2 separate regions of the Homo sapiens genome follow, and region 2 is linked to region 1. Evidence: chromatin contacts called from ENCODE Hi-C data. All regions are on one chromosome and are shown on one strand. Each heading gives the region's core, a stretch centred on a gene start or an enhancer-like site at or near the end of the contact. The rest is flanking DNA. Distances are from core to core; before and after follow the strand shown.

Region 1 (3,638 bases), core at 583-3,082:
TATCCTGTCCTTTATCCATTCGTCAATGGAATCTTATTATTTGTTTCTAGTTGTGTGAACTTTACATTCATTTTCTTGTTCATCTTTCTGATTCAACTGTGAACCTTTGTATCTAATTCTGTCCCACTGACCTGCCTGTTTTTGCTTCAGTACTACCCAAGACTCTGCCATTTTAATAACAACACGTTCTACTCAGGCAGCTATTTAAAACCATCTTAGTATAATGAAACAGACATGGTCTTCAGTGTGAGTTAGCTGTTTGTTACCTTGGGCAAGATACTTGACTCTTCTGGGCCTCAGTCCCATTTGTGAAATTGGGGTAAACAATTCTTACGCCTCCCTAACAGGATGGCTGTGATTAAAAGCTAGTAATGCCAAACAATCACCTTTTCATTAGATGTCAATCTACTATCCTCAAATAACCAACAAGCAAATTCTAACATCAAGGGAGGGATTCATTTATAAGCAAATGTGACCTTGTGTGTAGAAACACAAAGCAGGTAAAGCCTCACTTGTCTGTTTTCGTATTTACTTTCCTGGGTCTTGACAACTAATACGTTAATGAAAAACAAAAACAAAAACAAAAAAGTGGCCAGGCGCGGTGGTTCACGCCTGTAATCCCAGCACTTTGGGAGGCCGAGGTGGACGGATCGCTTGACCCCAGGAGTCCGAGACCAGCCTGGGCAACATAGTGAAACCCTCTCTCTACCAAAAATAAAAATAAAAAAAATTAGCCGGGCGTGGTGGCGCGTGCCTGTAGTCCCAAATACTCGGGAGGCTGAGGTCGGAGCATCACCTGAGCCCGGAGAGGTCGAGGCTGCAGTGAGCCATGATCGCGCTACAGCATTCCAGCCTGGGCAACAGAGCAAGACCTTGTCTCAAAAAAAGCGGGGGGAAGGGGGTGACAATAACCCCAAAACATCAGTCCTGCAAGATTTTTCAACTACTCTCTTCCCCCAAACAAAAACATAAAACTTCGCAAATGGGCAATCAGGACAACCTGATCTGCCCCTCTATCCTTGCCACTTGTCTAATTCTGAAGTCTGAGCGACAATCCATAATTGGAATGCGAAACGCCTTTCAATGGTAAAACGCACGCTTGCCTAATGAAGACACTAACGTTTAGTTGGCGACTGAGCCGTCCTGGTTCACAGATTTCGATTTCGACCCTCCGGAGCATCAACGGCTCGGGAGGAAACTGAGGCCCCGGGCGGGTCAGAAGAGCCCAGCCCAAGGTCATCCGGGAGTCCGGGTAGGCCGGGCCCCGGGGATCTCCCAGCCCGGCCCGGCCCGGCCCGGCCCGGCCCGGCCCGGCCCGCGCTGCCGCTCACCTCAGCAGCGCCAGGAAGGCTGCGGGCTCCACGTCCGGCAGCTCGATCTCGGCCGACGTGGTGGCCATGCCGCCGTTGAACATGGCGTCAAAGACGGCGCTGCCGGCCGCCAGCACGAAGCGGTGGGCGGGGATGCGCTGCGGGCCCCCAGCGGCGGCGGCGCCGCGACCCTTGCCCAGTACGAAGCGCACATCGCTCAGCAGCTCCGAGTTGAAGAGGAAGGCGAAGCGCTCCTTCAGCGACGCCTTGGTCGCCTGCCAGTTGTAGAGAGGTTCCCGCTGCAGGGGGAGCAGGGGCCCCAGAGAGGACGGTGAGGGCGGCGGCGGCGGCCCCGCGGGGCCCGGCTCCGCCTCAGCCCCCGACGCCTGCTCCCCAGCTGCGGCAGGCCCGAGTGAGGCCATCCTCCAGCTGCGCGGTTGCCCACGTTATGGACAAAACTCCGCCGCCATCGCCCAGGCCGCCTCCGGAGGCCGGCGCTGCCTCCCTGCCTTCCGGGAAAGGCGCTTCCGGGGGCCTCGCGCCTCCGCAGGCCCCTCCCTGACCGCGCGCGCCCCCGCACGCCCGGGTTGCCGCTGTGCGCGGCCGCGGGAGGTGTAACAGGACTGGACTCCCGGCAGCCCCAGGGCAGGGGCGTGGGGAGCTGGTCCTAGCTCAGCGCTCCCGGAGGTGGAGCTTCTGCAGGCTGGGTGCTGCCGGGCCTACGGGCACCCACCCCCTGGCTCAGTGCCCTGGGTATTCTGACTCAGTAGGTCTGGGGTAGGGCCTGAGAATTTGTAATTTTAAGATGCATCGTGGATCTGCAGGCGGCTCTCACGGCTGCCTTTTTCTTCCTGCAGGCCCCTTATCACCAAGTCCAGCGCCCCCATTGTGTATCTGGGACATGTCCCAAGGCCTGTCCCGAGGAGTGTTTTGCCTGGAAGTGGAGGGGCAGGAAAGTATGGCCAAGGGAACACGTGAGGGAGGGGATGACATGACTTCCCACAACCCTGTACCCCAAGCGTGGCCAAGTCGCCGCTCCAGAAGGCCGCGAAACCCGTGGAAATTCCGGAAGCAGAGGTGGAAGGCTTAGAACCCCAGTGACCTCTCCCCAGGTCCGCAGGTCCCTTTCCCTTCTAATTGACCCTTTGGTTCCGTCCTCTGGGCCTAAGAGACATTTCCTTCTACTGCTTCCACCCCTGTATTTGAAACCCCTCGTGCTTGCCCACCTTCTCTTGTAGCGCTTTTCAGTCCTTGCACTGAACCACTGCCTAAGCTTGAAATTTAAAAAATTAAAAACTAAAACACACACACAATGGAAAAGGCTGTATTATCCCTTCCCAGGCAGTATTTACAACCCGGTCATCATGATTGGGGGACCGAGGCCTTCCTTTTTCTCCCTTCAGTGAGGCAGGCCCTGAGTTAAGTCAGCTGTCAAAAGCAGAACGTAGAAAACCCAAGAAATAGTCCTTGACCAGGCACGTATAGTTGGAAACACCTGTTCTTTGCAGGAAGAGCCTTACAGATTACAAATGCCGTCAAGTAAATAGTAAACCCCAAACCTGGGTTTCTCCTGTAAAATCACTCCACTTGTGAAACCACCAGAGGGGACTTCCAGCTGTTAGGCATTTAGAATGGTAACTTCTTTGGGAGAGGAACGTGCTTGGGAAGAGACTTAAAGTAGTAGGGGCTGAAATAGTGGATGCACAACCCCTTCCCCATTGCCAGCCGGCAATTCCTAAAGACAAAGGGACATCATGCTACTAATGATACCATTATCACACCTAACAAAATTAACCATATCATCAAATCATCTATATATGATTTTTTTTTTTTTGAGACGGAGTCTCGCTCTGTTGCCAAAGCTGGAGTGCAATGGCATGAAGTCTGCCTTCCGGGCTCAAGCGATTCTCCTCCTCAGCCTCCCGAGTAGCTGGGGTTACAGGTGCGTGTCACCACATCCAGCTAATTATTTGTATTTTTAGTAGAGACGGGGTTTCACCATATTGGCCAGGCTCCTCTCCAAGTCCTGACCTCGTGATCTACCCGCCTCGGCCTCCCAAAGTGCTGGGATTACAGGCATGAGCCACCAGGCCTGGTCCTATGTATAATATTTAATGTACAGTTAATATTTGTTTCTCCACTTGTCTCTAAAAAAATTTTTTTTTGAGACGGAGTCTTGCTCTGTTGCCCAGGCTGGAGGGCAGTGGCATGATCTCCGCTCACTGCAAGCTCTGCCTCCCACGTTCACGCCATTCTCCTGTCTCAGCCTCCCGAGTAGCTGGGACTACAGGCACCTGCCACCAAGCCTGCTGATTTTTTTTTTTTTTT
Region 2 (3,732 bases), core at 1-2,500, 1.9 Mb after region 1:
CAGCCCGCTACAGGATACGTGATGGACGCCCAGAGACACCGCCCTCCAGCTGGTGGGGGAGGAGCCCCAGCCACCAAGAAGTTAAGTGACTGGCCCAGTTCACACAGCAAGCTAGTGGCTGTGTGCGTGTCCGGGGTCCTCATGGGCCCCAGGCCTGCAATGCGTACGCCCCTTCCCCTGGCTCTGCCTTTGGGGTCTCGGACGCCCGACTAGCACTTTGGTTAAAATGAGAGGAGGACGGGCGCCTGCAGCCTGCCCGGTGCTGTAGCTTTGCGGCCGCCCCGGCGCCTGTGTAATCCGAGGCGTGGCGCGCCAGGTTTTGGCCTGCGAGGGAGCGCACGTGGGCTGCGGCTTCTCGCGGACGCCCAGGCCCCACCCACCCGGGACCCGGCGCGCGGCGCCCCAGTTTGACTTTCACTACCCCCAAAGGAGGTCTTTCCACCGGCCTCTTTTCTGGGTAACAGCTCCAGGGCTCACACTTGGTGACCCCACCGAGGTCAAGTAGCCGCTAAGTTACGGAGCCGGAATTCGAATTTGGCGGTCGGGCTTCTGGTGGCCTCGGGACGGAGGTGGCTGTGTGTCCCTGGGCAAGTCTCTTTCCTTCTCTGGGTAGCCCAGTCGGGCGCCCCGCCTGTCGTCGCCGCGCATGCTCAGTTGCGGGCGGCGTCCGGAGGAGGTGGCGGGCGCCCCAGCTGCTTTGCATTGACGCCAGCACCCGCTGGAGGTCACCGCTGGGGGCTCGGCGCGGCACGCTGCCGGCAAAACCCGGCCCGGATCACGGAGCCGGAGCCGGAGCCGTACCGCCAGCAACTCCTGGGTGCGCGCAGCCGTTTCTGCGCTTCTCGACGGTGCGGCCCCAGGCCCCGCTGGAGCCGAGCTGCTCCCCTCCCTACCCTGGCGGACGTGGCCCGGCCGCTCCGAGGGGTTTCCCTCGGACCCCGCGCCTAAACCCCGGCCAGCGGGAGCGTCTAAGGCTAGCCTTGTACCCCACCGGCACTCGGCCTGGGGGGGCTTTTCCGCGAGGCGGCGGCCCAGCGGGCGGAGCGGCGTGGGTGTCCACATCTAGGCGGAGTCTGGAGCCGGGGAGGCGGCGGCGGCGGCGGCGGGAGCGGGGCCGGGCGCGGCCGGGAGCTCGCCTCCCCCGGGGGTCGTGCCGCAGCTCGGCGAGGGCAGCGTGGCTCGCGCGGCGTGGACTCAGCCGCTCCTGGGTAAGGAGAGCGCAAATCTCCTCCCCCTATTTCCCCGGAAGCGCGGCCGAGGCGAGCCCGGCGATGTGAGAGGCGGCCGTCGGCTCCTGCCTCAGGAAGGGCATGTTCGGAGGGGCGGCCTCGGCACGCCACCCGCCTAAGCGCCCCCTTCCCACCGCAGCCGCCGCCGCCGCAGCGCCCGCACCGCGATAAAAGGGGCGGCCGCGTTTCCTGACGCGAGATCCGCGCTCGCCGCCGCCCGCCCAGGCGGCGATGACACGGCGCCCGCGGCGGCCCGGAGGCGCCGGGTGGGCCGTTTGCTGACCGGATCGCGGCTACCCGCCAGCGTGTCCGCGGCGCCGCCGCCAGCATGGGCTGTGCCCCGAGCATCCACATTTCCGAGCGCCTGGTGGCCGAGGACGCGCCTAGCCCCGCGGCACCGCCGCTGTCGTCCGGCGGGCCGCGCCTCCCGCAGGGCCAGAAGACGGCCGCCTTGCCCCGGACCCGCGGCGCCGGCCTCTTGGAGTCGGAGCTTCGCGACGGCAGCGGCAAGAAGGTAAGGGGCGCCGGGCACTCTGGGGCCGCCGCGAAACTCGGGCCCGGCCAGTAAGCAACTTTCCCGCAGGGGCCGGGCGGGGTCCCCCCCACCCGGCCTCGGTGCCCTCTTGTCCCGCTTTGGATGGTTCTGATTGACGCCAGTCTCCCGCCTTGCCGGGGCAGCGTTCAGAGAAGGACCGACCCAGGTCCCGCGACCCTGATTTCCTAGGGTTGCGATTAGGACGCCGCCTGTGTCGCGGCGTCGGTTTTTTGGACACATCCGACTCCCGGAGCGGCGGGGCCCGATGTGAAGTTGACTGAGGCGCTTGCATCAATTTCCTCTCCAAGAGCGGGTGTTTGAGGGAAACCCCCAGGATATTCTGGCGCGCCCCTGCAATGTTAAATCAGTGTGAACTTTGTTCTTTTCCTGTGGTAGAAAGGGAAGGGCGACTGGCCTCACCACTCTTTTCCCTCTGTCAGCTTTGCACATGCAGTTGCAGGTTACCATTTTCTTCGGGACTGCTAGAATGTAATCTGGAACATCAGCTTTGCTTCATTGCACATGTATTTGAGGTCCACGTTTATTAGCATACATACTGTATTTAAAGCATATGTAATTAGAAAATACTGTGAAACGCGATTTTTGAAGCATTCAGCAGAACAAAGTTAATCTTTTATTAAGCCGACTTACTGGGACATTTTGTGACTGGGGTTTTTTGTTTTTTTACATTGCGTGTCTTCTCCAGCGCATGTTGCCTTGGCTTATGTTTTGTCAAAGTTTCTGGGCTTAGTCTTTGTTGAGGTTTTCTAAAGGAAAGTTAAAAAGGAAAAAGAAAAACGTGATCATTAAGGCACACAGCAGCAGCTTTCCAGTTCTCTCATTTCAGAATTTAAAGCTGGAACTCATGCGTTGGTTTATGTTTTGTTAAACCAGTAAAAGACAACAACAACAAAATTCGTGCATGGCTGCAGATTGTTGGCTGTCATCCCTCTCATCACGACCAGTTTTTGAAAGAGTAATTTGCAAAATTTGTTTGATTTTTCCTTGCTTGCTGAGAACTGCTGAACCTCCGAAGTTTGAGGGATATAGTTTGATGTACTTTCTGTCTTACATTTCTAGCAGTCGTCATGATACTTTTTCTGTACGAAAGGGGAAAGTCTTTTTCAGTGTTGCATAACAGTTGATTTCCCCACCATTCCCATACCCTAAGTGAAAATTCAACTTTGTTCTGATTATCAGAAATTGAATTCCTTCTCCTATAGATTCTTTAAAGAAACCTCTGATGGTTTAGGCTTACTAACTCAAGGTGCTCTTAATATCAGTGTTAAGCTGTGTGTTAAGCCTACTTGGCTTTAAAAAAGTGTTACACAGGTGCATATGGAAACTTTAACAGCTTTCAAGTTTTCAGTCCAAATCTAACATTTTGCAGACTAATGTGATAATTTCAGATTACCAAAGTAGCCCTTTTATAGTGAGGGGCCTTTGTGTCTTACAGGCTTTTTTTGTGGTGGATTGGGTGTCCTAAAATTCACCTAGGTGTCTTGTAAGCCTCCCCAGTGCAGCAGCAGCTTGCTCTTGTGCTATCGCAGTGCCGTTAGGTCCCTGAGTTTTTAAGTACTTACTTCAACCATTCTTCTGTATTGGCAGACCATTGTCTTGTGTTGGGGGCTCAGAAAATACTTTCATCCTTAAAGTGCCTAACCCAGTGGCATACACATAGTAGGTACTAAATAAATGTTTACTGATTTCTTAAAAAATTGTTAACTGATTGATGAAACTTTTTCAGTCATTGGAATTTGATTTCATAAAGCCTCCTATGTAGACTTCAAAATAATAGTATTTCCAGAGCAGGAGTCAAATTATAAATTATAACACCACAACCACAGAAATAATAGCCCCATACTTGTTATTCATGAACTGTACATGTTGATATCTCATTTACAGTTATTTGCATTTAGGCATGTCAGATAGTAGAGCAGAGGTAAATGTCAGCATTTTTTCTAGTCT

Evidence for each region. Hi-C counts contacts between places; a loop is a spot of excess contacts on that map. Pooled maps may share reads with other maps.
Region 2: a pooled map shows a loop between it and region 1 (11-fold over the local background). The contact joins the promoter of PDE8A here to the promoter of BTBD1 in region 1. A Hi-C loop is called at or near these places in 2 of 37 single-sample maps with no recorded cell type and 9 of 50 pooled maps.

What each region holds. Positions count from the first base shown.
Region 1 is chr15:83,065,420-83,069,057 of GRCh38, forward strand. BTBD1 (BTB domain containing 1) reads right to left here and starts at 1,833. Exons shown (of 8, transcript NM_025238.4): 1 at 1,332-1,833. The coding sequence starts at 1,732. MIR4515 (microRNA 4515) reads left to right here and starts at 1,916; the gene lies at 1,916-1,996. RefSeq lists silencers at 1,151-1,320, 1,561-2,040 and enhancers at 2,101-2,220, 2,231-2,280.
Region 2 is chr15:84,980,606-84,984,337 of GRCh38, forward strand. PDE8A (phosphodiesterase 8A) reads left to right here and starts at 1,251. Exons shown (of 22, transcript NM_002605.3): 1 at 1,251-1,743. The coding sequence starts at 1,558. RefSeq lists silencers at 313-362, 683-1,172 and an enhancer at 900-1,432.